Regions from separate parts of the Homo sapiens genome. Here region 2 is linked to region 1. The links are chromatin loops, found by intact Hi-C in ENCODE. Cell type or tissue: mammary epithelial cell. All regions are shown on one strand. Links, peaks and the distances in the headings refer to the core of each region. The heading gives the core; the rest is flanking DNA.

Region 1 (15,878 bases), core at 4,849-12,848:
TCAGGAGGCCAAAATGGGAGGATCACATGAGCCCAGGGAGGTCGAGGCTGCAGTGAGCTGAGATTGCACCACTGCACTCCAGTCTGGGTGACAGAGTGAGACCCTGTCTCAATAAAGAAATAAAGAAATAGAAGACAAAATCGTGGTGTAATTATTTTGTCCCTCCCTATGCAATTTACCTCTTCTCATATACTGTATATTATTTCTCATAGGAGTCTAAATCAGAGGTCATATCTCTGCTCTTTCAAAATTCAAAACATCTTGAAAACAGCCAGATTTCCTTCTCAAAAAGTTACATGATTTGGCCAGATGTGGTGACTCATACCTGTAATCCCAGCACTTCGGGAGCCCAAGACGGGTGGATCACTTGAGCCCAGGAGTTTGAAACCAACCTAGGCCTCATAGTAAGACCCCATTTCTACAAAAAAAAAAAAAAAAAAAAAAAGTTTTTAATTAGCTGCATGTGGTGGCACATGCCTGTAGTCCCAGCTACTTGGGAGGCTGACATGGGAAGATCACTTGAGCCCAGGAAGTCAAGGCTTCAGTAAGCCACGATCATGCCACTGCACTCTGGCATGGGTGACAGAGACCCTTCCTCAAAAAGTTACATGGTTTAGCTGGGCGTGGTGGCTCACACCTGTAATCCCAGCACTTTGGGAAGCCGAGGCGGGCGGATCACAAGGTCAGGAGTTCGAGACCAGCCTGGCCTATATGGTGAAACCCCGTCTCTACTAAAAATACAAAAATTAGCTGGGCGTGGTGGCGGGCGCCTGTAGTCCCAGCTACTTGGGAGGCTGAGGCAGGGGAATCGCTCGAACCTGGGAGGCAGAGGTTGCAGTGAGCAGAGATCGCACCACTGCACTCCAGCCTGGGTGACAGAGTGAGACTCCATCTCAAAAAAAAAAAAAAGGTTACAAGGTTTGACAGATGTTCATTCTCAATGAGAAGGATCCTGCAACAGAACTCATTTATCTACCACAGAAAACACTAGTCCTGTTTAAAGTTTGTCCAGGATCCACAAACTGCACTACAGGAAAAGAATGCTTGGCACTCAGTTGCATTGTTGGAGCTGTTAAAAAGCACCTCAACAGGTTGCATCCTTTAGTTAGAATTTCCATAGACCAGAGGTTCCATGAGTCTCCCATGCATGCACAACGTGGGTTTCTGCTGTGGGAATCACTGGCAGTCGTGCTTGGGATACCTTGGACTCCATTTAAATTAAGATATCTGTAATGCAGCTTGTGTTAACATGCAAGCTTATTCCTTTTGTTGGGTTGCTTTGGGCATGCTGTCATAGTGCATGCTGTAAATTGTTAAGACCCATTTTGATAGCACTGTCTATCATTTCAAACAGCTTGCCACTTTTGTTCTTATTCCTGAAATAGGATGCCTTCAAGGCACACTCTTGGCATTGGCAAATGTATTTCTTTTCTTTTTTTTTTCTTTTTGAGACGGAATCGCTGTGTCACCAGGCTGGAGAGCAGTGGCACAGTCTCGGCTCACTGCAACCTCCGCCTCCCAGGTTCAAGGGATTCTTCTGCCTCAGCCTCCCAAATAGCTGGGACTACAGGCGTGCACTACCAGGCCCAGCTAACGTTTTTGTATTTTTAGTAGAGACGGGGTTTCACCATGTTGGCCAGGATGGTCTCAATCTCTTGACCTGGTGATCTGCCCGCCTCGGCCTCCCAAAGTGCTGGGATTACAGGTGTGAGCCACCACGCCTGGCTGGCAAATCTATTTCATCAGTATGTCTTTCCTCATTAAAAACAAATCCACCTGGCCAGTTGCTCCTAGCCTGGCTCCTAATTCCACTAAGGCTCTCTTATTTTGAGTGTGGGAACATGACATGTTGTCGCCATTAAATGTTAGTACAACTATTTGTACAACTGTTTCATTTGTACAACTGCTTTACTACAACTAGAAAATAAATTTGGGACCCCAAAATATTGAGTCCCCCAGGCTTACGTCATATGAGTGGTAGTCACACCTAAATAGACTCATTTCAATGTACTTTCCAGAATCATCCACATTGAATTTTGAATTCTCAGGAATATAGGGCCCACCAAGTTATACCTTGTTATTTATTTTTGTCACTGAGCCAAGTGTCCCAATTTTCTCTCCACCTCCTTATGCCTATTTACCCACAATAACAATGCAAATAGCTCTTTTTACACATATTATAACAGATGGAACATGGCATGAGACAGCATTCTGTCATCATATTCTGGTAACCTTTGTAAAACCGTTATCTTAATGGTTTTATGTGTTAGATTATTATCCATTGATTTTCAAATTTAACTGGCTAAATTTGAAATATTATTTATATTATATATTTAGTTTATATATAAATATATATAAATATATATTATATATTGTATATTATATATTTATATATTATAATATTATATCATAATATAATTAATATGCAAAACAGGTTGCTTTCCCAACACAGATCCTTTTTAATAGATACATCTGGCCGGGCGCTTATGCCTGTAATCCCAGCACTTTGGGAGGCCGAGGCAGGCGGATCACCTGAGGTTGGGAGTTTGAAACCAGCCTGACTAATACGGAGAAACCCAGTCTCTACTAAAATACAAAATTAGCCGGGCATGGTGGCACATACCTGTAATCCCAGCTACTCGGGAGGCTGAGGCAGGAGAATCTTTGAACCCAGGAGGTGGAGGTTGCAGTCAGCCGAGATAGCGCCATTGCACTCCAGCCTGGGCAATAAGAGTGAAACTCTATCTCAAAAAAAAAAAAAAAAAAAAAAAGATGCATCCTGTGAAACAGGAATCAAGATATAGCCTTATTTGTATTATTCCACATAGTCATGGATAGCTGTCACATTTCTTTTTCTTTTTTGTTTTTTGTGTTTTGAGATGGAGTTTCACTCTTGTTGCCCTGGCTGGAGTGCAATGGCATGATCTCAGCTCACCACAACCTCCACCTCCCAGGTTCAGGTGATTCTCCTGCCTCTGCCTCCCAGATAGCTGGGATTACAGGCATGTGCCACTACGCCTGGCTAATTTTGTATTTTTAGTAGAGACGAGGTTTCTCCATATTGGTCAGGCTGATCTAGAACTCCCAACCTCAGGTGATCTGCCCACCTCGGCCTCCCAAAGTTCTGGGATTACAGGTGTAAGCCACTGCACCCAGCAGCTGTCCCATTTCTTCATCCATTTTGAGGACATATGTCACTCCTGGAAGTGTGCTTGTTAGACTGGCTATTGCCTAGCTCTCTTTTTGGCTCTTCAAAAGAGGAGGAGAACGCCAGACATGGTGATGATGCCAGTAGTCCCAACTACCCAGGAGGCTGAGGGCAGGAGGATCGCTTGAGGCCAGGAGTTAGAAGCTATAGTAGACTATGATACAGGTGCTGCTATGATCATTTCTGTGAGTAGCCACTGCACTCACAGGCAACACAGCAAGACTCCGTTTCTTAAGAAAGGGGATTTCATAAGTTCTTTACTCCAAGGGGTATCTGAGTTAAAGCAAAGAGAGAATATTATTCTCTTGCTTTAAGCATCTCTTGAGACTCCAGAAGCATCTGTTGAGCTTCTGTACCACTCATTTATTGACTTCTTTCCCCTTAGCAACAACCTTGCCTTTCTTAATCATTTTTTAAATTTTTTTATTTATGTATAAAGTGTACAACATATTTTGATATACGTATGCATAATACAGTGGTTACTGCAGTCAAGCAAATGCCTTTATATTAATTTGAATGCAAACCTTTCCCGCTGAAGGAAACTTCCTCGGTCAGCTATTGAGCTAGTCTAATCATAGGGAGATAAATTGGATAAATACAGAAAATGACACTATACTGTTGGCAGCCAGGACAATTTTTATTAATAGTTTAAGCTTCAATGGAGCCCACTGGTATATGTCATTGTTCAGTGCGTCACTGGCTGGCTTGAGTTCCTCCACCCATTTCATAGACTTGGTTGCCATTTCAAGAGATCAAGTTAGGCCATCAACTGTTGGTTCCAATCACCTTAAAATTCTGGCATAGAGTTTCTTTGGGATCAGCATGCCCTACTTTGATTTTTCCCTTAGAATTTTCATAGAGATTTCCAAAGAGCAGCTCCTCACATGGAGGGCCCTTCTATTGTCCAGTTATTTGTGACCCACTTGTTAGACCAATTGCAAGTCCATTAGTGACAGCCCAAGAATCAATATTTACCCAAATAATAGGGCTTTTGTGTCCAGTTCTTCTATCAGGACTATGATTATAGCCTATAATTCAGCCCTGTTGACCAACTCGTTCTTAACTTTTTCCATAGGATTTTACTTTCTGCTGGACTCTGAACATCTACTTTTCATACAGAATTGCCCTCAGTTCTAGAACAGTCATCTGTGAACCAGTCCAATTGCCTGGCATCCATGGGCAAATAATTGAAAGGAGGGATCCTAGGAGGAAAAGACTACTTGCTCATGAATCTGATGATTCTTTCACATAGATCCCCTGGTAGCATGCTGCATATAGTTCATTTCCATTTTATGACAGAACTTCTTTGGACATTGTCCATCTTATTGAAATGCATTTCTTTTTTTCTTTTTAATAGAGATTAGTGCTTTTCTTTTCTTTTTTTTTTTGAGGCAGAGTTTTGATCTGTCGCCCAGGCTGGAGTGCAATGGCGCGATCTCGGCTCACTGCAACCTCTGCTTCCCGGGTTCAAGTGATTCTCTGCCTCAGCCTCCCAAGTAGCTGGGATTACAGACGCCCACCAGCACGCCCGGCTTATTTTTGTATTTTTAGTAGAGACAGGGTTTCACCATGTTGCCCAGGCTAATCTTGAACTGCTGACCTCAGGTGATCCACCCACCTCAGCCTCCCAAAGTACTGGGATTACAGGCATGAGCCACCGCACCCGGCCCAGACTTTTTTAAATTAAAAAATTTATAACTTTTAAAAAAAATTGAATTATAGACTTGAACCCTGGACTCTCACATTAAAAATCTGATGCTTGACCAACTGAGCTACACAGACTTCTAACCAGACTTTTTATCCCTTTCACAGCAGCATCCCCACATCCCATGAGTTAATTCTGTCATTCTTAAGTTCTTCATTAAGAGGCCCAGACAGTATCGTACACTGTCTTACTCCATCCAGTAGATGTAAAAGAGTTTCTTTTCCACCTCCAGGCCATTTTACTCACACATTTGTGAAAGGTCTTGTGTTCCCTGCCAGGAGTTGGGATTATGAGATCCTGGCCTATATATCAACGTTCTTCATCTCTTACCATGCTGATATTAAAACACAGCATTTTGACATCTAATGTTAGAGACTCATTGGAACCTTTCTCTTTCTAAAATTCCTTTAAACTCAGATAATAAACATATCTGCCTTGGGATTTTTATAGTCTGAGGAGTTTAATGACAGGCAGTTGTGGATCCCAAACCTTCCTGTAAAATTCTATCAGGGTTGGCCCTCTGTCAATTTTTGTATCATTATTTTTGGAGAAACAGGGTTTCACCATGTTGGCCGTGTGAGCTCCTGAGCTCGAGCACTCTGCCCACCTCGGCCTCCCAAAGTGCTGGGATTACAGGCAAGAGCCACCATGCCTGGCCTCTGTGTGTTTTTTATTTAATCGTGGTGAGATGCATATAAAATTTTATCATTTTAGGCCTAGCACGGTGGCGCATGCCTGCAATCCCAGCACTCTGGGAGGCTGAGGCAGGCGAATCACTTGAGGCCAGGAGTTTGAGACCAGCCTGGGCAACAAGGCGAAACCCCGTCTCTACTAAAAATATAGAAAATTAGCCGGGCGTGGGACACATGCCTGTAATCCCAGCAACTTGGGAGGTGGAGGTTGCAGTGAGCCGAGATCATGCTATTGCACTCCAGACTAGGCAACCGAGAGAGACTCTGCAAAAAAAAAAAAATTTACCATTTTAGCCATTTTTAAGTGTATGTCTTAAAAATGGCTAAAATAGAAATTCAATGACATTAGGTATATTCACACTGTGTGTGACTATTACTACTATCTTTTTTCAGACTTTTTTATCATCCCAAATAGAAATTGTACTCAATAAATAATAACTTCCCATTCTTCCCTCCTCCCAGCCCCTGGTAACTTTTACTTTTTCTGTGACTCTGCCTATTCTAATTACTTCATATAAGTAGAATCATACAGTATTTGTCTTTTTGTAACTGGCTTACTTCACTTAGTAAAATGTTTTCAAAGTTCATGTTGTAGCATTTTTCAGAATGACATTCCTCTATGGCTGAATGGTATTCCATTGTATGTATAGACAATGTTTCCTTCATCTTTTTTTTTTTTTTTTTTTTTTGAGACGGAGTTTCGCTGTTGCCCAGGCTGGAGTGCAGTGGCGCAATCTCGGCTCACTGCAGGCTCCGCCGGGTTCACGCCATTCTCCTGCCTCAGCCTCCTGAGTAGCTGGGACTACAGGCACCCGCCATCACGCCCGGCTAATTTTTTTGTATTTTTAGTAGAGATGGGGTTTCACTGTGTTAGCCAGGATGGTCTCGATCTCCTGACCTCGTGATCTGCCCACCTCGGCCTCCCAAAGTGCTGGGATAACAGGCGTAATCCACCGTGCCCGGCCTCCTTCATCTTTTCATCTGTCATTGGACACTTGGGTTGTTTCCATCTTTTGGGCTATGGTGACTAATGCTGCTATGTACCTGGGTTTACAAATAATTATTCAGGTCCCTGCTTTCAGTTCTTTGGGGTATATACCCAGAAGTAGAATTGTTAGATCTGTGGTGAGTCTGTGTTGTTTTTTTTTTTCTTTTTTTGAGACAGAGTCTCCATTTGTTCCCAGGCTGGAGTGCAGCAGCACCATCTTAGCTCCCTGCAGCCTCGAACTCCTGGGCTCATGTGATCTTCCCACCTCAGCCTCCTGATTATACATTTAATTTTTTGAGAAACCACCATATAGTTTTCCACAGCAAATGGACCATTTCACATTTCTACCAGCAATGCACAAGGGTTCCAGTTTTTCTACATTCTTGCCAATCGATACTTGTTATTTTCTGCCTTTTGAGTACTAGCCATCTTAATGAGTGTGAAATGACATCTCATAGTTTTTATTTGCATTTCATTAACAGCTAGTGATGTTCAGCATATTTTCATGTGTTTATTGGTTATTTGTATATCTTATTTGGAGAAATACCTGTTCAGTTCCTTTGCCCATTTTTTAAATTGGGCTGGATTTTTTTGTTGTTGAGTTGTGGGAATTCCTTATATGTTTTTGATATTAACTCTTAATCCGGTATATGGTTTGCAAATATTCTCCCATTATGAGGGTTGGCTTTTTACTATTCATAGCGTCCTTTAATGCTCAAAATGTTTTAATTTTTATAAAGTCCAGTTTTTTTGTTGTTGTTAACTGTGCTTTTGGTGTCATATCCAAGAAAATATTACCAAATCCAGTGTCATAAAGGTATTCCCCTATGTTTTCTTCTAAGAGTTTTATGTTTTATGTTTAGGTCTTTGACCCATTTTTTTTTTTTTTTTTTTTTTTTTTTTTTTTTTTTTTTGAGACGGAGTCTCGCTCTGTCGCCCAGGTCGGACTGCGGACTGCAGTGGCGCAATCTCGGCTCACTGCAAGCTCCGCTTCCCGGGTTCACGCCATTCTCCTGCCTCAGCCTCCCGAGTAGCTGGGACTACAGGCGCCCGCCACCGCGCCCGGCTAATTTTTTGTATTTTTAGTAGAGACGGGGTTTCACCTTGTTAGCCAGGATGGTCTTGATCTCCTGACCTCATGATCCACCCGCCTCGGCCTCCCAAAGTGCTGGGATTACAGGCGTGAGCCACCGCGCCCGGCCGACCCATTTTGAGTTAATATTTATATATGGTATAAACTAAGGGTCTAACCTTATTCTTTTTCATGCCCCATTTCTTTCTTGATTTTATTTCTTTTATAAAGTCCTAAACTTACTATCTTTTTATTATCCAGGAAGTTGGGATAAAAGATCTTAAACTGCCTTTTTACATCTTCCTGAGATCTAACAGCAAAGTCACATATGAAGTTCATGCTGGTGGATGCCTTTTATCACAGTATCATTCATAACCTGGGTGAGGGGTATCCCATAATGGAGTTCATTTATGTCCTCATACAACCAGAACCGTACTGTCTGCATCCACAGCATTTCTGTAGCTTCAGGAGGCACTGACTATGTGATGAGGGAGGGGCAGGACAGTTGCCCATATCTAGATACATATGATAGGCCCCTCCCTTCATCCATTTTAATAAACTAGGGGTTTCCCTGCAAACCTTTCTCACTCAGCAATATTCAAAATGAGAGATACTGTTCTTTGATCTAAAATTCTCAGGAACCATTTTTAAAGAGTTCCTCAGGGTATTGCATGTAATAGTCTAGAAAATGGCTCATTTTCTTCACTGAATAGCCCCTTATGTCCATGGTTTTTTACCCATCGCTGTCAACTTGCCACTCGAATTATTTTAGCTGTGGTTGGTCTCAGCTGACTCATCAAAAAAATGATAGTAGCCCAGTTTCTTTGGGTTAGAGCTCCATCTGTTGATCAAAAAGAAGCTCATCTAAAAGAGATTCTGAGCTTACTTTCAGCCAGCACTGAAGGCACTAACCAAACTATTGAATATTTAGCAGACCTACCAGCGATTCAGAATTCCCTCCCAATCCATTTTGCTAGCTCGTGAAGTTCAGGGTCTATCATTTCCACATTCCATGATTTCAAAGCATGTGCCATATCAAACCAAGGATGAATTTTTTTAAAAATGAGTCAGTTCTGCTGGGACAGATGGATATCCATATGCAAAAGAATGAAGTTGTGCCCGGGCACAGTGGCTCACACCTGTAATCCCAGCATTTTGGGAGGCCAAGGTAGGTGGATCACGAGGTCAAGAGATAAGACCATCCTGGCCAACATGGTGATACCTCATCTCTACTAAAAATACAAAAATTAGCTGGATGTGGTGGTGGGCGCCTGTAATCCCAGCTACTTGGGAGGCTGAGACAGGAGAATTGCTTGAACCTGGGAGGTGGAGGTTGCAGTGAGCGGAGATCACGCTACTGCACTCCAGCCTGGTGACAGAGCGAGACTCTATCTCAAAAAAAAAAAAAAAAAAAAGGAATGAAGTTGTACCCCTACTTCACACCTTATCTAAAAATTAACTTAATTAGCCAGGTGTGGTGGCATATGCCTGTAATCCCGAATACTCGGGAGGCAGTCTCCCTTTGTTCCCAGGCTGCACTGTGGTGATAGGAGAATCACTTGAACCTAGGAGGCGGAGATTGCAGTGAGCCAAGATTACACCACTGCATTCCAGCCTGGGCAACAGAGCAAGACTCTATCTCACAAATTAAATAAATACATAAATAAAATGGATCAGTGACCTAAACTTAAGAGCTCAAATTATAAAACTATTAGGAAAAAACATAAGGGTGAATCTTCATGACCTTAGATTTGCCAAAGGATTCTTAAAGATGATACCGAAAGCACAGGCAACAAAAGAAAAAGTAGATAAATTAGAATTTATCAATGTTTAAAACTTCTCTACATCAAAGGGTACTTTTCTCACACTGAGAAACAGCCTTAGGAAAAAAAAAAAAAAAGGCCGGGTACGGTGACCCACGCCTATAATCCCAGTACTTTGGGAGGCTGAGGCCGGTGGATCACCTGAAGTCAGGAGTTCAAGACCAGCCTGGCCAACATAGTGAAACCCCGTCTCTATTAAAAATACAAAAAATTAGCCAGGCATGGTGGCGGGTGCCTGTAATCCCAGCTACTGGGGAGGCTGAGGCAGGAGAATTGCTTGAACCTGGTAGGTGGAGGTTGTCATGAACCGAGATCGCACCACTGCATTCCAGCCTGGGCAACAGAGCAAGACTCTGTCTCAAAAAAAAAATAATTAAACTTAATTTAAGAATAAATTAAAAGGCTAAGTGCAGTGGCTCATGCCTGTAATCCCAACACTTTGAGAGGCCAAGGTGGATGGATCTTTTGAGCCCAGGAATTTGAGACCAGCCTGGGCAACATGGCAAAACCCCATCTCTATGAAAAATACAAAAATAAGTTAGCTGGGTGTGGTGGCATGTTCCTGTAATTTCAGCTACTCACGAGGCTGAGGTGGGAGGATCACCAGAGCCTGGGTGGCAGAGGCTTCAGTGAGCCAAGATCACAGCACTGCACTTCAGCTTGGGTAACAGAGTGAGACCCTGTCTCAAAACAATAATGATCTTAAAAAATAATAAAAAACAAAGGGAATGGGTGTGGTGGCTCATACCTGTAATCCTTGCATTTTGGGAGGCCAAGGCAAGGAAGATCAGTTGAACTCAGGAGTTCAAGAGCAGCCTGGGCAACATAGTGAGACCTCCTCTCTTTTTATTAAAAAAAAAGAATTTAAAATAAAAAACTTTAAAAAATTGTTTAAAAGGACACTATCAAGAAAGTGAAAAAACGGAATGAGAGAAAATATTTGCAAATCATATATCTGATAAGGTTCTAGTATCTAGAATATTTAAAGAACTTTTTTTTTTTTTGAGATGGAGTTTCACTCTTCTCTCACCCAGGCTGGAGTGCAATGGCCCAATCTCTGCTCACCGCAACCTCCACCTCCCAGGTTCAAGCAATTCTCTTGCCTCAGCCTCCCAAGTAGCTGGGAATACAGGCATGCACCACCACGCCCGGCTAATTTTTGTATATTTAGTAGAGATGGGGTTTCTCCATGTTGGTCAGGCTGGTCTCTAACTCCCGAACTCAGGTGATCCACCCGCCTCAGCCTCCCAAAGTGCTGGAATTACAGGCGTGAGCCACCACGCCGGGCCTATTTAAAGAACTCTTACAGTTCAACAACAGGCCAGGGACAGTGGCTCATGCCTGTAGGCCCAGCTACTTGAGAGGCGGAGCTACTTGCGCTACCACGCCTGGCTAATTTTTGTATTTTTTGTGAAGACTGGGTTTCACCATGTTGCCAAGGCTGGTTTCGAACTGCTGGACTCAAGCAATCCACCCACCAAAGTGCTGGGACTACAGGCGTGAGCCACTGCGCCCGGCTATATGACTCCATTTATATGAAATATGCGGAATAGGTAAACCCGTAGAGACAAAAAGCAGATTAGAGGATATCAGGGAATAGGGTGAGAGGAGAATGGGAATTAACTGCTTAATGGGTAAGGGATTTTCTTTTCTGGTGATGAAAATGTTTGGGAACTAGAGAGAGGTGGTGGTTGCAAAACATTGTGAATGTACTAAATGTCACTGGGTTGTTCATTTTGTTGGTTAATTTATATGATGTGAATTTTATCTCAGTAAAAAATCAAGAATGAATTAGGTGTCTTCTAAACATTCCTTACTTTTCCTTCTTTTTTTTTTTTTTTTTTTGAGATGGAGTCTCGCTCTGTCGCCCAGGCTGGAGTGTGGTGGCGTGATCTCGGCTCACTGCAACCTCCGCCTCCCAGGTTCAAGCGATTCTCCTGCCTCCTGCCTCAGCCTCCCAAGTAGCTGGTATTACAGGCGCCTGCCACCATGCCTGGCTAATTTTTTTTTTTTTTTTTTTTTTGAGGTGGAGTCTCGCTCTGTCGCCGAGGCTGGAGTGCAGTGGCGCGATCTTGGCTTACTGCAAGCTCCACCTCCCGGGTTCACGCCATTCTCCTGCCTCAGCCTCCCAAGTAGCTGGGACTACAGGCGCCTGCCACACGCCCAGCTAATTTTTTTGTATTTTTAGTAGAGATGGGGTTTCACCATGTTAGCCAGGATGGTCTCGATCTCCTGACCTCGTGATCCGCCCACCTCGGCCTCCCAAAGTGCTGGGATTACAGGCATGAGCCACCACACCCAGCCAATTTTTGTATTTTTAGCAGAGACGGGGTTTCACCATGTTGGTCAGGCTGGTTTCAAACTCCTGACCTCGTGATCCGCCTGCCTCGGCCTCCCAAAGTGTTGGGATTACAGGCGTGAGCCACCAGGCCTGGGCAACACTCCTACTTCTAAGTGGCAGTTAAATAGAGTTCAATTGTTAAAGAAGACCTAGAGATAGTGCTTGCAAATACACAGTCATTACAGGAAAAAGGTTTCATATAGCAACTGCATTAAAGTTAAAGATATGTATCACAGCCTGTGGCTGTCTCACAGCAAGGAGTCTGGAGAAGCCAGGTGCAGACTCCTCTGTTTTTCTCCCTACGTAAGGGCTTGGTGGTTCTCTCACAGACCAGGAACCAGTGATGAATGCCCAGAACACCTCAGAACCCAAGAGCCTAAAATGGAATCTCACTTAGGATTTTTTATTTTGGTCACATAGGCATATCCCTGCTACATAATGGTAAAGCCCTCTGACGAGCTCATGGAGACCCAGTACAAAGCATTGATCTGTTACCAGTACTGACAAGCTGATACAAACTGCTCTGAAACTCCCTGCAACACTGTTTATCAGTATGCTTCAGGCCGTGGCCCAAATCAGTGTCATACAGGAACTTTAGCAGAACAGCTCAGGCTAATTTCAGACCTGCTGGAATTAAGCCTCACAGCATAATAGCACACAAACATTTCAGGCCTGCTTCTCTATATTCTACCTTTAGTCTTCCAAAGTTAAACGTTCTGTTTTCCTTAACCATTCCTCATATGTTATATTTCCCCTCATTTTGGTAACCCTCTTCTGTGTGCTGTCTAGTTTGTTAATATCCTTCAAGTACAGTGTTCACTGCTAGCCCCAGCCAGACCAGCAAAGACTACTTAATACTTAAACAAGTGTGATGGACGTACATCTGTGTCTTCCTTCAAGTCATTGATTTTTTTTTTTTTTTAAGATGGAATCTTACTCTGTCGCCCAGGCTGGAGTGCAGTGGTGCGATCTAGGCTCACTGCAACCTCCGCCTCCCGGGTTCAAGCAATTCTCTGCCTCAGCCTCCCAAGTAGCTGGAATTACAGGTGCCCGCCACCATGCCCGGCTAATTTTTGTATTTTTAGTAGAGACAGGTTTTCACCATTTTGGCCAAGCAGGTCTTGAACTCCTCACCTCGTTATCTACCTGCCTCAGCTTCCCAAAGTGCTGGGATTACAGGTGTGAGCCACTGTGCCCAGTCTCAAATCATTGATTTTTAAAATAAGGAAGCTAAGAAAAGATCCATGGGACAATGTTAAGGGATCCCTCCCCCCATCTCTCTCTCTGTCACACACACACACACACACACACACACACACACACACAAGTTTCATGAAATGGTTTGTGAAATGCTTTTTCTCTCTACTCTCCCTTCTCCATTAGCTTTACAGTGTTCATTTGTAATGTGTTCTGATTATGAGATGCAGGGTGAAATGCAAAGAAAGCCCATTTTACATTTTTTAACAGTCAAAATACAAACATTCAGGTAGCACTTAGTGAAGTAAGAGTGTTAAGTCTTTATTGGGAGTATGGGCTATGTTGTGACAAGACAGTCCTAAGAAGTGCCAATCATAAAGTCTAACTCTTGATCTTTACTGGAAGGACATCAAGCATATAGTAAGGATAGGTAGCATTTGAACTGCATATCATGTGTACCTGGAATGCTCTGTAAAGAAATTGACTCATAGGAGGCACATTCCTTACAAAAAGAAGTAAAGCAAGATTAGGCATTTGATCACCTAGGAAGGAGGAGGAACTTTTGTATCCTGTTGAGTCTGCATAACAGTTTGAAAGAGTCATGACTGTCCTGGCACAATGGTGTGCACCTACAGTCCCAGCTACTCAGGAGGCTGAAGCAGAAGGATCGCTTGAGCCCAGGAGTTCAAGACAGTAGTGCACCATGATTGTGCCTGTGAATAGCCACTGCCCTCCAGTGTGGGCAACATAGCAAGACCCCATCTCTTAAAAAAAAAATTTTTTTAAGCCATGACAACAATTATCTATGCCAGGCAATAAGGGTTCAAAGCAAAATTAATAAAAAGACAAATCCCTCTTTTGAGTGAATGAAGCCACTAGGACTGCCATATGTTTTAGGTTTCATGCTAAAAATATAGTGCTGAATAAGTTATTTGTCAACATTTGTGATTGTGTGTGCAAGTGTCCTTTAATTGATTTTTTAATTTTTTTATTTTTTTTGAGATGGAGTCTTGCCGTGGTACCCAGGCTGGAGTGCAGTGGCACGATCTCAGCTCACTGCCACCTCCACCTTCCGGGTACAAGTGATTCTTCTACTTCAGCCTCCTGAGCAGCTGGGATTACAGGTGCCCACCACTATGCCCAGCAAATTTTTTGTATTTTTAGTGGAGACAGCAGGATTTCACCATGTTGGCCAGGCTGGTCTCGAACTCCTGGCCACAAGTGATCTACCTGCCTCAGCCTCCCAAAGTGGGATTACAGGCGTGAGCCACCACACTCAGCCATTTAATTTTTTTTTTTTTAATTTTTTTTTTGAGATAGAGTCTCACTCTTGTCACCCAGGCTGGAGTGCAGTGGCATAATCTCGGCTCACTGCAACCACTATCTCCCAGGTTCAAGCAATTCTCCTGCCTCAGCCTCCCGAGTAACTAGGACCACAGGCGCGTACCACCACGCCCAGCTAATTTTTTTGTATTTTTAGTAGAGACCGTGTTTCACTGTGTTAGCCAGGATGATCTTGATCTCTCCACCTCGTGAACCACCGCCTCGGCCGCCTGAAGTGCTGGGATCACAGGCATGAGCCACCACACCCGGCCCCTTTAATTGATTTTAATTGTTCATTATCCAGCAGATATTTACTGAACACCAACTGTGTGCCAGGCACTGCTCTGGGTTCTGAGGATACATTAGTGAGCACAATAGACTATCCATGCTCACTCTTCACAGTTACATTCTGGTGGAGGAGAGACAGTAAGCAAACAAGACATGAAGTCATCTGGAATTAAATGCTATGAAGAAAAGTGAAGCAGTGAAGGGGGATGAAATGTGATGGAAGGTGCTAATTTAGATGGGATAGTCGGGAAGGGCCTCTATGAGGAGGAAACATTTGAGGAAAGATTTGAATGAAGAAAGGGAGCAAACCATGTAAATATTCCCACCATTGCACCACTTGCTTTTACTCTTTTGGGCATTTTGGCAATGCCGTTCAACCTCATACTATGAAATGTTTTCATGTTTTCTTTTTTTTTTAGACAGAGTCTCGCACTGTGGCCCAGGCTGTAGTGCAGTGGCACGATCTCGGCTCACTGCAACCTCTGCCTCCCAGTTCACGTGATTCTCCTGTCCCAGCCTCCTGAGTAGCTGGGATTACAGGTGCACACCACCATACCCAGCTGATTTTTTGTATTTTTAGTAGAGATGGGGTTTCCCTATGTTGGATAGACTGGACTCAAACTCTTGACCTCATGATCTGTCCACCTCAGCCTCCCAAAGTGCTGAGATTACAGGCTTGAGCCAACGCACCCAGCCTGTTTGTTTGTTTGTTTGTTTGTTTGTTTTTAGAGAGATAGTGTCTCACTATGTTGCCCAGGCTGGTCTCGAGCTCCTGAGCTCAAGCGATCCTCTCATCTCAGCGTCCTGAAGTGCTGGGTTACAGGTGTGAGCCACCCTGGGAGGCTGAAAACATTAAAAATTATGAAAAATTTAAAAATTAGCTGGGCATGGTGGCATGCATCTGTAGTCCCAGCTACTTAGGAGGCTAAGGCGGGAGGATCACTTGAGCCCAGGAGTTTGAGGCTGCAGTGAGTTCTGATCACTCCACTGCACTCCAGCCTGTGGGATGGAGTGAGACTCTGTCTCAAAAAAAAAAAAAAAATGCACACACATATAGTGTGGTTATCACAGAGAATTAATAAAATTACTTATACTGTAGGTCAGTGATTCTCAGTGGGAGAGCAGTGTTGTCCCCTAGGGAGCATTTTGGTAGTGTCCTGTTGTCACAATTGGGAATGCTTCTGGCATCCTACATTGAACAGGACAGCTCTCCCACGAGGAATTATCTGGCCCCAAATGTC
Region 2 (15,878 bases), core at 4,272-12,271, 140 kb before region 1:
ACCCACTGGGCAGTTACAGTATCCCCACATTATGTGCCACCAGAGTGACACATCACAATGATGTCCCAGTGCTAAAGCAAAAACTGAATGATATGTATTATGTTTATTTGATTTTTCATTTTTTATTTTTATTTTTGGAGACAGGGACTCACTCTGTTGCCCAGGCTGGAGTGCAGTGGCATGATCATAGCTCACCGCAGCCTCCACCTCCTGAGCTCAAGTAATCCTCCTGTCTCAGCCTCCCAAGTAGCTGGAACTACAGATGTGTGCCACCACACCCAGCTAATTAAATTTTTTTTTTTTTTGTAGAGACAAGGTCTCATTAGGTTTCCCAGGCTGGTCTCAAACTCCTGGGCTCAAACAATCTCCCAACGTTGGCTTCCCAAAGTGCTGGGATTACAGGCATGAGCCACTGTGCCTGGCCTATGTTATGTTGAAAGTGGCCAAGGATGGGCCGGGTACGGTGGCTCACGCCTGTAATCCCAGCACTTTGGAGGCCGAGGTAGGTGGATCACCTGAGGTCAGGAGTTTGAGACCAGCCTGGCCAACGTGGTGAAACCCCGTCTTTACTAAAAATACAAAAAATTAGCCAGGCGTAGTGGTGGGCGCCATTAATCCCAGGTACTCGGGAGGCTGAGGCAGGAGAATTGCTTGAACCCAGGAGGCGGAGGTTGCAGTGAGCCGAGATCACGCCATTGCACTCCAGCCTGGGCAACAAGAGTGAAACTCCATCTCAAAAAAAAAAAAAGAAAAGAAAAAAGAAAAAAAAGAAAGTGACCGAGGATGTTTAGCTTTTGAGAATGATTTCTGTACAAAATGGTTAAAAGAAAACAAAGCAATAAGTCAAAACATTTTGGTGCATAAAGAAGTAGCATTGCAATGATGTTAGTGACACAGGATGATTTTGATGCCGCTTCGACACCTGGAAACATCCACGGCTGGCAGCAACTCTGTCCAGGCTTGGCTTGGCTCTGGGCTTACTCCTGGGCTCACTCCACCAGCTCGCCCTGGCAGGCTGCGCTCAGCTCAGGCTACCAACCCAGATCCTGTGCATGCGCAAGGATTCCGTGCTCAGCCTGCAGCTGAGCCAGGCATGCTGTGGACCATTTTCATGTTAGGCACCAGCTTTTAGATGAGGGGAACGCGGTAGCGGCTGAAAACACGAACATGCCAGCAACCATGGAGCCCCAAGGGGTGTTATAGCTCTTGCCTGGGATGTCCCAAGGTTTGAGTCCCCAAGAAATGACGCAGCTCTCTCTCATTCCTGCTGCCTGCAGCACGGTGAATGGGGGGCGTATTACAGCTCATTTGTGTCACAGCTCCTCCAGTCCCGTCGCCCGCAGCTTGGTGAATGGGGGCATGTGGTGCACAGTGGCTTTTTCTCCCCCTTTGCTCGGCGAGCAGGAGGGAGAGCTACAGTGTTACAGCTCTTTGCGCACCCACCATTTGGTGGGTTCCAGGTTCTTGTCCTGCAACCAAGAAGAATGAGGTTAGGCAGACACTGGAGAGCGAGCAAGGCAGGGAAGAATGTTATTGAGTGACAGAAAAGCTCTCGATAATGAGAGGGGACCTGAAGTGGGTAGCCCTGTGTGACAGGAGAGCCTGAAAGAGGGTAGCCCAATGTGTGGTGAGTCCACGGTTTATATGGGCTCAGAATGGGGGCGTACATGCTGATTGGTCTATGGGCAGGCCTGGAAAAAGCACCATTCAATTGGCTAAAAGGCATCAAGGAAAGTTCTCACTCCGGTTGTGGACTCTACCCAGAACTGGCAGCTCAGTTTGCAGGCTTTAAGCTGTCTTTGGCTTGAAGGTTGGGTTTCACCAGGGACCTGCCCCTATCTGCCTAGGAATTTTTCTCTCTTGCCACTATGATTAGGAAAACAATCTGTTTATGTAGTGCCACGTATTCAGTGCTGCGTACAGCGTAGGAGTTCAGTCCTACCGAGCCTGCTTGCAGGCAGTGAAACAATGCAGGAGCCGGGCACGGTGGCTCACGCCTGTAATCCCAGCACTTTGGGAGGCCAAGGTGGGTAGATCACCTGAGGTCAGGAGTTCGAGACCAGCCTGGCCAACATGGCGAAACCCAGTCTCTACTAAAAATACAAAAATTAGCTGGCCATGGTGGCGCGTCCCAGCTACTTGGGAGGCTGAAGCAGGAGAGGTACTTGAACCCAGGAGGCAGAGACTGCAGTGAGCCAAGATCGCGTCACTGCACTCCAGCCTGGGTGACAAAGCAAGACTCAGTCTCTAAAAAAAAAAGAAAAAGGGAAAAAGAAACAATGGAAGAACTCTATGAAAAATCCATAGCTAATGCTCAAAGGCAAAAGACAGGATGCTTTCCCCGAAGATCAGGAACAAGACAAGAAATTACATACATATAATGCAATAGAATATATAAACTGTCTTAGTTGGGTGACACTAATGCAAACCAAAAATAGAATTCTAAGACCCCCAATTAACTGAATGGACCCCTTCTCTCAGCCGAGGGGATTCCAAAGTAAACCTGAAAAACCATTTCAGGCCATGATAGGAAAAAGGTGTTGAACGTGCCTCATTATACTCTCCTCTTGGAATTCAGGCACAGCTGCCCAGCATTAACATTAAAACAGGGACCTTGAGGCCAACAAAACATACTCTTTGTAGCAATAAGATACCAAATTCCAACCTGATTCTAGTATAGCATCACATGACAGCCAGCAGGCCCTAAAATATTAAAGTATTTTACCCCCAAAATATATTTCTTTGACATATTTCTTTTTTTTTTAGACAGAGTGATGGAGTCTCGCTCTGCTGCTCAGGCTGGAGTGCAGTGGCGTGATCTCGGCTCACTGAAAGCTCTGCCTCCTGTGTTCATGCCATTCTCCTGCCTCAGCCTCCCAAGTAGCTGGGACTACAGGCGCCCACCACCACACCCGGCTAATTTTTGTATTTTTAGTAGAGATGGGGTTTCACCATGTTAGCCAAATCTCCTGACCTCATGATCCACCTGCCTTGGCTTCCCAAAGTGCTGGGATTACAGGCATGAGCCACCATGCCCGGCCTTCTTTGACATTTCTAAATGACCCTACAAAGTGGTCTCTTGTGGGGGAAATTTACATTCTCTAGAGAATTCTGGCCCCTTTCCAGGTCTTTTTCTGATCCTGAAGAGATTGGTTCAGAATCTAGCACCTTTTAGAGATCTAAACAGGAAACATTTGCCATCTATTGCCTCTAAGGGCACCCACCTGTGAGACTTCATCTATATAGTAAGAACTTTAGTCTCCACAACCCACCCCTTATCTAAACCCAGATACTCCTTTCTATTGATTCCAGGTGTTTTGTTTTGTTTTGTTTTGAGGCAGAGTGTCGCTGTCACCCAGGCTGAAGTGCAGTGGCAGGATCTCAGCTCATTGCAACCTCTGCCTCCAAGGTTCAAGCAATTCTCCTGCCTCAGCCTCCCAAGTAGCAGAGATTACAACAGGCATGCATTACAACACCCAGCTAATTTTTTTTTTTTTTTTTTTTTTTAGTAGAGACAGGGTTTCACCATGTTGGCAGGCTGGTCTCAAACTCCTGACCTCAGGTGATCCACCCTTCTTGGCCCCCAAAATGCTGGGATTACAGGTGTGAGCCACTGTTTCTGGCCGATTCTGAGTCTTAAGATAATAACTCTTTCAACAAATTGCCAATCAGAAACTCTTTGAATCCACCTAGGACCTGTAAGCTCCCCTCCCCAACCTTTCCGGGCTAAACCAATGTACAGCTGACATGTATTGATTGATGTCTTATGTCTCCCTAAAACATATAAAATCAAGCTGTAACCCAACCACCTTGGGCACATGTTCTTAGGACCTCTTAAGACTGTGCCTTGGGGGCTGGCACAGTGGCTCACGCATGTAATCCCAGAACTTTGGAAGGCTGCAGTGGGTGGACTGCCTGAGGTCAGGAGTTTGAGACCAGCCTGGCTAATATGGCGAAACCCTGTCTCTGCTAAAAATACAAAAAATTAGCCAGGCATGGTGTTGGGCGCCTGTAATCCTGGCTACTCGGGAGGCTGAGGCAGAAGAATTGCTTGAACCCAGGAGGCGGAGTTTGCAGAGAGCCTAGATTGTGCCACTGCACTCCAGCTTGGGCAACAGAGCGAGACTCCGTCTCAAAAAGAAAAAAAAAAATTCTCCCTAGTTTATGTTCTTTATAGCTCTTAGGTATGTCTAAAATCACTTTACTGGTTTATATGCTTATTGTCTGTCTCTTTCCATTCTAATGCAAATCCCATAAGACAAGAATCTTGTCTGTCTCATTTACATTTTATCCCTATTGCTTAGCAAAGTGGCTGGCACATGGCAGATCTTCAAAAATTATTTGTTGACGTCTTTTTAAGGGACAGGGTCTCGCTCTGTCACCCAGGCCAGACTGCAGTGGCATGATCGTAGCTCACTGCAGCCTCAAACTCCTAGGTTCAAGTGATCCTCCCACCTCAGCCTCCAGAGTAGCTCAGACTGCTGAAACATGCCACCATGCCTGGCTATTTTTCTTTTTAATTTTTTGTAGAGATGGAGTCTTGCCATGTTACCCAGGCTAGCATGGCTAGCATTCCTGTTTTGTTTTGTTTTGTTTTCCTTTTTCATGAGACAGAGTCTCACTGTCTCCCAGGCTGGAGTGCAGTAGTGTGATCTCAGCTCACTGAAACCTCCACCTCCCGGGTTCAAGCGATTCTTGTGCCTCAGCCTCCCAAGCAGCTGGGATTACAGGTGCATGCCACCACGCCTGGCGATTTTTGTATTTTTAGTAGAGATGGGGTTTCACCATGTTGGCCAGGCTGGTCTTGAACTCCTAGCCTTATGTGATCCACCCGCCTTGGCCTCCCAAAGTGCTGGGATTACAGATGTGAGCCACTGAGGCTAGCATTCTTGTTTTATTACACAGTACCTTTTCTACTCACAAGCTCCTGAGATCATGCATGTATTTCTCAGCTTCCTTCTGCCTAGACACGCCCACACTTCATTCAAGTCAGACTAAGATAGGAGTGCATCAACCATATGGTATTTAATATGGTGAAATTTCTAAGGCACTAAATCTTAGGGAAGCCATGTCTTTCTCAACACTGTAGCCCACCCCCCTCAATATAAACTCAATGGACAAATATTTACAGAATATTCATAGCAATGCCTGGTACTTAGCCATGTTAACGAGGATTCAGAGCTCTGAATCTACTTGGTTGAGCGGGTAGGTAAGTAAACAAATAAATACAATTTAATGCTGAAGGTGCTTGACAGAGCTTCACCCAGAGTATTATGTTCCAAAAACTAACAAAGACATACATACCTCCCAGCCTAGTCAATATAGTGTAAGACCCCACCTACAAAAAAAAAAAAAAAAATTAGCTGGGCAGGGTCACACTTGCCTGTGGTACCAGCTACTCGGGAGGCTGAGGTGAGTGAATCGCTTGCGTGGTTGAGGCTGCAATGAGCTTTAATCATGCCACTGCACTCCAGCCTGGGTGACAGAGCAAGACTCTGTCTCCAAAATAAAATAAAATAAAATAAAAAGCATTCCAGAGACCTTTGTCTTACGGACATCCTCACCCAAACTTGAAATTCAAATGATGGGCCTACTCTTTTTAACGTGGGTGTTACTGCATAAATCATACCTCAAGGAAAAAGATGCAGGAACTGAGCCTTGAAAGATATTCTTTTTTTTTTTTTTTGAGATGGCATCTTGTTCTGTCTCCCAGGCTGGAGTGCAGTGGCGTGATTTCAACTCACTGCAACCTCTGCCTCCTGAGTTCAAGCGATTCTCCTGCCTCAGCCTTCTGAGTAGCTGGGACTACAGGCACCTGCCACCACACCCGGCCAATTTTTGTATTTTTAATAGAGATGGAGTTTTACCGTGTTGGCCAGATTGTTTTCAAACTCCTGACCTCCAGTGCTGGGATTACAGGCGTGAGCCACCGCACTCGGCGGAAAGAGATTCTTAGTAAAGGTCAACCAAATACTAAAAAAGAATCCAATTTATTTTCTTTCATTGACTGTATGCTGAATCTACCTTTGATCTTTGGAGAAAAGAGAAATAGTGCTGGCAAACTTCTGAACTTATTTGCTAAGTTGCTTGTTAAGCTAAACAATCACAACCATCGAGTGGCTATATTTTTAACCTGGGGTCCTTTGGCATATAATATGTATCGAGAGTAATAGGCTTACCTCTTCTAGGAAGACAGCATGCTGTTGTGGAAAAAAGGATGGCATTTGAAATTAGAAGACCTGTTTGGTCCTGCTCTGTCAGTTACTGGCTGTTTGACTATGAATGAGTCATTTAACAATTTGGAACCTGTCTCCACACCTATAAAATGGAGATATCACCTGCCCACTGCATCTCAGAGGTCTGCAGCACCAAATAAGAGGGTGGATGCCAGATTGTTTTATGAACTACAAAGAAATATACAAAGATTAATAATCAGTGTTTATATCTGTATGCTACAGCTTTAGCCAGTCACTGGCACAAATGTACTCAGTAAGTGTTCGTAAAATAAATTAATATCTCAAATGCTCCTGGAATATAGACCAATGAGAGCTCTAGTCAGCTATAACCAGGAAGCCTCAATAGTTACCACATTTATTTCAGATGATATGGGCCAATTGTGGTGGCTCATGCCTGTAACCCCAGCACTTTGGGAGGCCAAGGCGGGTGGATCACTTGAGGTCACATGTTCGAGACGAGTCTGACCAACCTGGTGAAACCCCGCCGTCTCTACTAAAAAAAAAAATACAAAATTAGCTGGGCGTGGCGGCGCGTGCCTGTAATCCCAACTACTTGGGAGGCTGAGGCAGGAGAATTGCTTGAACCTGGGAGGCAGACGTTGCAGTAATCTGAGACCGTGCCATTGCACTCCAGGCTGAGCAACAAGAGCGAAACTGTCTCAAAAGAAAAAAAAATACAGATGATGTGGAAAGACGTTTTACCTGTTTACATTAACAACACTTGTTTAGTGAGGATTTGATTTTTAAATTCATGGGTTGTCAAAATGCTTTTTACCTCCTGCTCTGACTTTTAATCATTTTTCTGCCTGTTGGCACTTCCACCAATGGTGAACAGGAACGAGGGAGTTTTAACAAACTGTGGATCATTCTATTTTGTATGTTTCTTTTCTTTCTTTTCTTTTTTTTTTTTAGACAGGGTCTCACTTTGTTGCCCAGGCTGGAGTGTGCAGTGGTGCAATCTCAGCTCACTGCAGCCTTGGCCTCTGAGGCTTGAGCAATCCTCCTGCCTCGGCCCCACAATTAGCTGGGACCACAGGCACACACCACCATGCCTGTATTTTTTGTAGAGGCAGGGTCTTGCCATGTTGCCTAGACTTGTCTCGAACTGCTGAGCTTAAGTGATCTCTCTGCCTTGGTCTCCCAAATTGCTGGGATCACAGGTGTGAGCCACCGTGCCCGGCTGCCTAATTTTGCAGGTTTCTGTTAGCTCCAATAAAGGCCATAAAGAGGTGGATACTACTGGCCAAAAACTGTAACTTTTGTGTCTCGCACTTCAATACCTGTTGATATGGAGAGGTACTTGGCTTCATTCTTTGGCCAAAAAAGATGATAAATGATAGATGACAAATTAAAAGTTTGGGCATACGCTTGGGGAAAGAAAAAAGTAAAACAATACAATTTCAGCAAAGTACTACCAACTCCACTCTTTGCTTTAATACATATAAAAAGGTGCTTCAAGGTAGTGTTCCACTAAGTTCAAGCCACAGCTCCTATTCAGATTGTTTATGAGATCTAAAAATGCTTCCTTTTTTTTTTTTTTTTTTTTTTGAGACGGAGTCTTGTTCTGTTGCCCAGGCTGGAGTGCAGTGGTGTGATCTTGGCTCACTGCAACCTCTGCCTCCCAGGTTCAAGCGATTCTCCTGTCTCAGCCTCCTGAGTAGCTGGGATTACAGACACAAACCCCCACGCCTGGCTGATTTTTGTATTTTTAGTAGAGATGGGGTTTCACCATGTTGGTCAGGCTGGTCTCGAACTCCTCGTGATCCGCCCGCCTTGGCCTCCCAAAGTGCTGGGATTACAGGTGTGAGCCACAGCACCCGGCCTAAAAATGCTTCTTTTTCTGGTTTAATTGGGAACAAATTTCACTAGGCATCTCTGACAGCAGTGATTTATAATGATTTATAATAAGAAGCTGACTGCAATGCCCTCTGGTGGTTTAAAGCTTTCTTCATATCTATAACTGCAAAGTTAAAAACAAATGCAGCCATTTTCTATCAAATGGGAGTTTATTTATGAATGAAAACATCAACAAAGATAATCCATAAAATTTCCTTTTGATTTCCATGACTATCATCATAATAATAAAGCATTTCTACAGATGCACTTTGCCTAACATAACTCCATGGTTCAAGGGGTTAATAAAATAATTTAGCCTGTAATCCCAGCCTCTCAGGAGACTGAGGCAGGAGGGTCACTTGAGCCCAGGAGTTTGAAGCTGCAGTGAGCTATGACCATGCCACTGTACTCAGCCCGGGGAAATAAAGCAAGACGCAGTCTCCTAAAAACAAAAAAAAAAAAGAGATTTGGCCGGTCGCGGTGGCTTACACCTGTAATCCCGGCACTTTGGGAGGCCGAGGCGGGCGGATCACGAAGTCAGGAGATTGAGACCATCCTGGCTAACACGGTGAAATCCCCTCTCTACTAAAAATACACAAAATTAGCCAGGCGTGGTGGCGGGTGCCTGTAGTCCCAGCTACTCGGGAGGCTGAGGCAGGATAATGGCGTGAACCCAGGAGGCGGAGCTTGCAGTGAGCCGAGATAGCGCCACTGCACTCCAGCCTGGGCAACAAAGCGAGACTCCGTCTCAAAAAAATAATAATAAAAAAATTAAAATATAAATATGTTATATATATTTACTATATATAACATATGTAAATATATTTAACATGTATAACATATATTAAATATATATAAAATATATATCTAAAAACAGTGAAGACTTAAGGTGAAGGATAATTTATATATTATCCTTATATATGTATTTAATACATTTATATATAAATGTGTGTATATAATTTATATATACATATTATATATATATTATATATATATATATATATATTTTTTTTTTTTGAGGCAGTATCTTGCTTTGTCACCCAGGCTGGAGGGTGGTGACATGATCATGGCTCACTGCAGCTTCCACCTCCTGGCTCCTGGGCTCAAGCAATCCTTCCATCTCAGCCTTCCGAGTAGCTGGAATTGCAGGTGTGCACCGCCATGCCCAGATAATTTTTTCTAGAGATGAGGTCTTGCTATGTTGCCTAGGCTGGTCAAACTCCTGGGCTCAGGCGGTCCTTCTGCCTTGGCCTCCCAAAGTGCTGGGACTATAGGCATGAGCTACTGCACCCAATCTTTTATAATTTTTAATACACTAACAAATGCAAAATAAAGAACTCAAAAACTCAACTAGTTTCTTTTTTTTTTTTTTTTTGAGATAGAGTCTCACTGTCACCCAGGCTGGAGTGCAATGGCGTGATCTCGGCTCACTGCAACCTCCACCTCTTGGGTTCAAGCAGTATTCTCCCACCTCAGCTTTCCAAGTAGCAGGCAAAAACAACAAAAAACAGACAGGTTGGACTTCATGAAAATTTAAAAATGCGTACATCAAAAGACACTATCAACAGAGTAAAAAGGCAACCCACAGAATGGGAGAAAATATTTGCAAATCATACGTCTGATAAGAGATTAATATCTAGAATATATAGAGAATTCCTAAAACTCAACAACAAAAAAACACTTGATTCAAAAACAGGCAAATAACTTTTTTTTTTTAAATTCTGAGTTGGCTCACTAGGGAGTAGGCAAGTGACTTGGATAGACATTTCCCCAAAGAAGATATACAAATGGCCAATAAGCAAATGAAGAGATACTCATTATCACTAATCATTAGGGAAATGCAAATCAAAACGACAATGAGATACCACCGCACACCCCGTTACGATGGCTACTATCAAAAAAGCAGAAAATAATAAGCGTTGATGAGGATGTGGAGAAATTGGAACCCTTGTGCACTGTTGGTGGGAGCGTAAAATGGTGCAGCTGCCATGGAAGAGTACGGTGATTCCTCAAAAAATTAAAAATAGAGCTGGGCACAGTGGCTCATGCCTGTAATCCCAGCACTTTGGGAGGCTGAGGTGGGTGGATCACCTGAGGTCAGGAGTTTGAGACCAGCCTGGCCAACATGGTGAAACCTTGTCTCTACTAAAAATACAAAAATTAGCCAGGTGTGGTGGCGGGCACCTGTAATCCCAGCTACTTGGGAGGCTGAGGCAGGAGAATTGCTGGAACAAGGGAGGTGGAGGCTGCAGTGAGCTGAGATCGCGCCATTGCACTCCAGCCTGGGTGACAGAGCAAGACTCTGTCTCAGATAAAAAAAAAAATTAAAGATAGAATTACCATATGATCCAGCAAATTTACTTCTGGGTATGTATCCAAAAGAATTAAAAGCAAGGTTTCAAAGAGATATTTGTATACCCATGTGCACAGCAGCATTATTCACAATAGCTAAAATGTGGAAGCAACCCAAATGTCGATAGAGAAGCAAAATGTGATATATACATACAATGGAATATTATTCGACCTCAAAAAGGAAGGAAATTCTGACCTATGCTACAACATAGGTGAACCTCAAGAACATTATGCTGAGTGAAATAAGCCAGTCACAGTTAGACAATTACTGTGTGATTCCACTTAGATGAGGTACTTACGGTAGTCAAAATCATAGAGACAGAAACGAGAATGGTGGCTGCCAGAGGACAGGGGAAGGTGGGGAGTGGGGAATTAGTGTTTAATGGGTTTAGAGTTTCAGTTTTACAAGATGAAGCGTTCTAGGATGAATGGTGCTGTTGGTTGAACAATATTACAAATATATTAAATGCTTCTGAACTCTACACTTAAAAATGGTTAAGATGGGGCGGGGCGCGGTGGCTCACGCCCGTAATCCCATCACTTTGGGAGGCCGAGGTGGGCGGGTCACCTGAGGATGGGAGTTCAAGACCAGCCTGACCAACATGGAGAAACCTCGTCTCCACTAAAAATACAAAATTAGCCGGGTGTGGTGGCGCATGCTTGTAATCCCAGCTACTGGGGAGGCTGAGGTAGGAGAATCGCTTGAACCTAGGAGGCAGAGGTTGCGGTGAGCCGAGATCGTGCCATTGTACTCCAGCCTGGGCAACAAGAGTGAAACTCTGGCTCAAAAAAAAAAAAAAAAAAGATTAAGATGGTATGCCATGTGTATTTTACCACACACACACACATGAAAATTAGGAGGGGAAAAAAAAACCTCATCTAGTCTCTGTACTAGTTTCCAAGTAAACATCTCTGTATTAATCAAGATAAATCCAAGTCCAGACCTTGATAATAACAAGAATTCACAGTAAGCCTAAACTGTTCTTCCTGGTCAGTCTTCATAAAGGTAAAATGAAACAATTAATGCTATGTCTCATTATTATTATTATTTTTTTTTTTTTTTTGAGGCAGGGTCTCACTCTGTCGCCTAGCCCTATGTCTAATTTTTAAAGTACATTTAAAATTAGCCAGGCATGGTGGCTCATGTCTGTACTCCCAGCACTTTGGGAGGCCAAAGTGGGAGGATTGCTTCAGTCCAGGAGTTTGAGACCAGCCTGGGCAACATAGTAAGACCCTATCTCTACAAAAATAAATGAAATAAAATTAGATTTAATTTGTTTTTTTTTGAGACAGTCTCACTCTGTCACCCAGGCTGGAGTGCAGTGGCATGATCTCACTGCAGCCTCTGCCTCCTGGGTTCCAGTGATTCTCCTGCCTCAGCCTTCCGAGTAGCTGGGATTACAGGTGCCTGCCACCAAATCTGCCTAGTTTTTGTATTTTTAGTAGAAATGGGGTTTCTCCATGTTGGCCAGGCTGGTCTCAAACTCCTGGCCTAAAGTGATCCCCCAGCCTTGGCCTCCAAAATTGCTGGGATTACAGGCGTGAGCCACCATGCCGGTTTTTTTGTTTTTGTTTTCTTTTTTTTTGAGACAGGGTCTCGTTCTGTCGCCCAGGCTGGAGTGCGGTGGTGCGACCATGGCTCATTGCAACCTCTGCCTCCTGGGTTCAGATGTTCCTCCCACCTCAGCCTCGCAAGTAGCTGGGACTATAGGCGTGCACTACCATGGCTGGCTAATTTTTGTATTTTTTGTAGAGGCAGAGTTTTGCCATGTTGGCCAGGCTGGTCTCAAACTCCTGGGCTCACGTGATCCACCAGCCTTGGCATCCCAACGTGCTAGGGTTACAGGCATGAGCCATGACACCCGGCCTACATTTTAAATTCTTAGAGTACAAGCACCTTATCTTCTTTCCCAAGTCTACATGTAGACATAACTGCTAAGTAGAATGGGGGTCCTAATCACCCCTCCTCCCTTGTTGAAGGCCCTCTGTGACCTGATGCTGTTTCTTCTCCTCCGCTTCAATATTTGTTCAACCCAGAGGTCCAGGTTGGAAAGCTTCTGGATCTAATTCAAACCAATGCACAAATAATAAAGTATCATCCTCTTCCTACTTTGCATATGCTATTTATTTCCTGTCGAGGTCCTCCACCCACTGCTTGGTGTATTTCTAGTTCAAATGTCACCGCCTGGCCCCACAGTTCAATACAGAGTTAGGTCCCACTTCCTCATGCTCTCAAAGCAACTCCTGAACATTTACAGCACATTTCTCATCAGAACTCATCAGCGGTACAATTTTAAGTTGTTTTTGTCTGACTCCCACGCTGAACAATGACATACATGAGGGCAGAGACTATTATTCATCTGTATAATCCCAGCAATCTGCATAGTGTTTGGATATGGCAGATAATCAAAAATGATTTCTTAAATGAATATAACCTTATTCTTAGAATAGGAATTTGCAATTTAAGAAGGTCCTCCATATGACACCCACACAGGGAACCACCTGCTGGATTGGCCATCCAATTTGCCAATGGGTTCTATAGAAACCACAGCAAAACAAGAATGAGGTGCACGTGACACAATTACATCAATAGTGCCCTTAGGGTAGATCATTTTGGTGACTCCAATTAAAGAATAAATGAAGATAAATAAATAAATACATTTCTAATTAAAGAAATAAATGAAGGTTACTTTTTTTTTGCGGGGGATGGAGTCTTGCTGTCACCCATGCTGGAGTGCAGTGGCATGATCTCGGCTCACTGCAGCCTCTGCCTCCTTGGTTCAAGCTATCCTCCCGCCTCAGCCTCCCAAGTAGCTGGGATTACAGGCGCCTGCCACCACACCGCTAATTTTTCTATTTTTAGTAGAGACAGGGTTTCACCATGTTGGTTGGGCTGGTCTTGAACTCCTGACCTCAGGTGATCTACCCACCTTGGCCTTCCAAAGTGCTGGGATTACAGGCGTGAGCCACTGCACCCGGCCTAGATGGCTTACTTTTAAGGACATCTGAAGAATGTAGTATGGCAGGGTAAAAAGAGCCTCAACTAGGAATCCCTACCCCTATTCATGAGGTGTGTGACTATAGATAAATTACCCTTTAAGCTTCAACTACTTCACCTGTTAATGGGAATAAACCCCATACGCTGGAGTTGTTACAAGGATATCAAGATGTACATAGGCCGGGCGCGGTGGCTCAAGCCTGTAATCCCAGCACTTTGGGAGGCCGAGGCGGGCGAATCATGAAGTCAGGAGTTCGAGACCATGATGTTCGAGACCAGGAGTTCGAGACTGGCTAACATGGTGAAGCCCCATCTCTACTAAAAATAGAAATAAATTAGCCGGGCGTGGTGGTGGGCACCTGTAGTCCCAGCTACTCAGAAGGCTGAGGCAGGAGAATGGCTTGAACCCGGGAGGCGGAGCTTGCAGTGAGCCGAGATCGCACCACTGCACTCCAGCCTGTGTGACAGAGCGAGACTCTGTCTCAAAGAAAAAAACAAAAGATGTATGTAAATTAATTGTGACTAGCATTTAGTGGGCATTCAATTTCTTGTATAGAAGTTTCAGTACCCACTCTCATGCTCTGTAACTAGTTTCAAACAGAGTTCTCCTTCCTTTTCAATGTCATTACAGACTGAATCCATTTGCTGGGTCCCACAGTTCACTGTCCAGTATGTACTTGCCACACATTTTTTGAACATCTCTTTTGAGTGTTGTGGTAGGCACTGGTCTCTCCCTTTCCTTGACTCTCATACCAACTCCTAATTTCTTTTTCACTCTGTCTTTAAATAGTAGCTTTCCTTCTTCTCCACTTAGCCCCTAGAAAACTTTTTTTCTTGCTCATTAAGCCCACTGAATACACTTTTCAGGGGCAACAAGTATATCCCAGAAAGATCAGCACTAACCTTCAATTTATATAGTAATAAAAGCCCTCCCACTGCTCCTATGAAGGCAAAACAAAACAAAACAATCAGGGTCTCAATCAGCCACTTTTTTGTGGTGGGTGGGGGGTGCGGGGTATAGGTTCTTGCTCTGTCACCCAGGCTGGAGTGCTGTGGTGCGACCATGGTTCACTGCAACCTCCGCCTCCTGGGCTCAAGCGATCCTCTTACCTCAGCCTCCCAAGAAGCTAGGACAACAGGCATGAGCCGTGGTGCCCAGCTGATTTTTTTTTTTTTTTAAGTAATTGAGACGGGGTCTTACTATGTTGCCCAGGCTGGTCTCGAAGTCCTGGACTCAAGTGATCCTCCTGCCTTCGCCTCCCAAAGTGTTGGGATTACAGGCGTGAGCCCTGGTGCCTGGCCTCAATCAGCCACTTTTAGTGCTATTCTCATGAATATCCTACAAATGAGGCTTTGTGTATGTTGGGTATTCTGGTGACATTCCACACTGCCAGGCAAGTAATTAATTCACTTGCCCAGAGAAGGGCTCTCCTTAGGTGTGTGGCATTTGGCTCCTCAAGTCACCATTCTTTAGCTTTTCAAAAGAGCCAAGGTGAGTCACTAGCTCAATCAGTGATGTTGCCATTAAACCAGTTCATGTTTTACTGATTAACTGATAAGTGTTTGGGAAACTTGACTACTAAATAAAATATAAAATTACTGGATTTGGCTCCTTTTTTGAGAAGATACAACAAAGGAAGGCTCCCAAAAAAGAAACGTTCACAATTAAAACAAACGGGAAGATTGAGAGGTCATCATTTCTACTTGACAGATGAAGACCTGGAAGCTCAAAAAGGTCAAGTGATCTGTCTGTAGCCACAAATGCTAATAAAGTGACAGAATGAAAACTGGGACCAGGTCTGGCTCAAAATCCAGAGTGCCTTCCACTAAATCACAGATACATCTATTCAAATAGCCATATCCCTAACCAGTAACAATGATATCATAATAGTTGTTGCTAACATTTATCTAGCTCTTCTCATGTGGCAAGTACCGGGCTAAGCGACTTACGTGTATGATCTCATTTAATCCTCACAATCCCCCTATGAGGTAGGTTTATCAAGATCTCCGTTTCGCCAGGCGTGGTGGCTCACGCCTATAATCCCAGCACTTTGGGAGGCCAAGGTGGGCGGATCACCTGAGGTTGGGAGTTTGAGACCAGCTTGACCAACATAGGGAAACCCTGTCTCTACTAAAAATACAAAATTAGCTGGGCATGGTGGCGCATCCTGTAATCCCAGCTACTCGGGAGACTGAGGCAGGAGAATTGCTTGAACCCGGGAGGCGGAGGTTGCGGTGAGCCGAGATTGTGCCATTGCACTCTAGCCTGGGCAACAAGGGCGAAACTCCATCTCAAAAAAAAAAACCTCCATTTCATAATTGAGGAAATCAAGTTTCATAAAAGTTCAGTAATTGCTTTGTTACCACAGCTGGTAAGGAGTAGGGCAAGTTTGCACCTAGGTCTAATTCCAGAACCCATTCTCTTAATCATTACAGTAGATTGCAGGAAACTAAAA

Evidence for each region. Peaks named below come from ENCODE experiments on the same cell type or tissue, not always from the same donor. Only the 100,000 strongest peaks of a DNase experiment are listed, where the experiment ranks them.
Region 2: it touches region 1 in a loop (10-fold over the local background); 2 of 110 quality-filtered maps call a loop at or near these places.

What each region holds. Positions count from the first base shown.
Region 1 is chr22:40,890,758-40,906,635 of GRCh38, forward strand. All of the region lies in intron 4 of XPNPEP3 (X-prolyl aminopeptidase 3), which reads left to right. Among named protein-coding and RNA genes, the nearest start is that of DNAJB7, 37 kb to the left of the region's middle. In mammary epithelial cell, for the core only: a CTCF peak has its summit at 8,513; no DNase peak of the experiment used is centred there.
Region 2 is chr22:40,752,290-40,768,167 of GRCh38, forward strand. No RefSeq gene overlaps it. Among named protein-coding and RNA genes, the nearest start is that of MIR4766, 54 kb to the right of the region's middle. RefSeq lists a silencer at 12,709-12,808. In mammary epithelial cell, for the core only: a CTCF peak has its summit at 8,177 (motif pointing left); DNase peaks (open chromatin) are centred at 4,942 and 6,282; H3K27ac peaks cover 911 bases.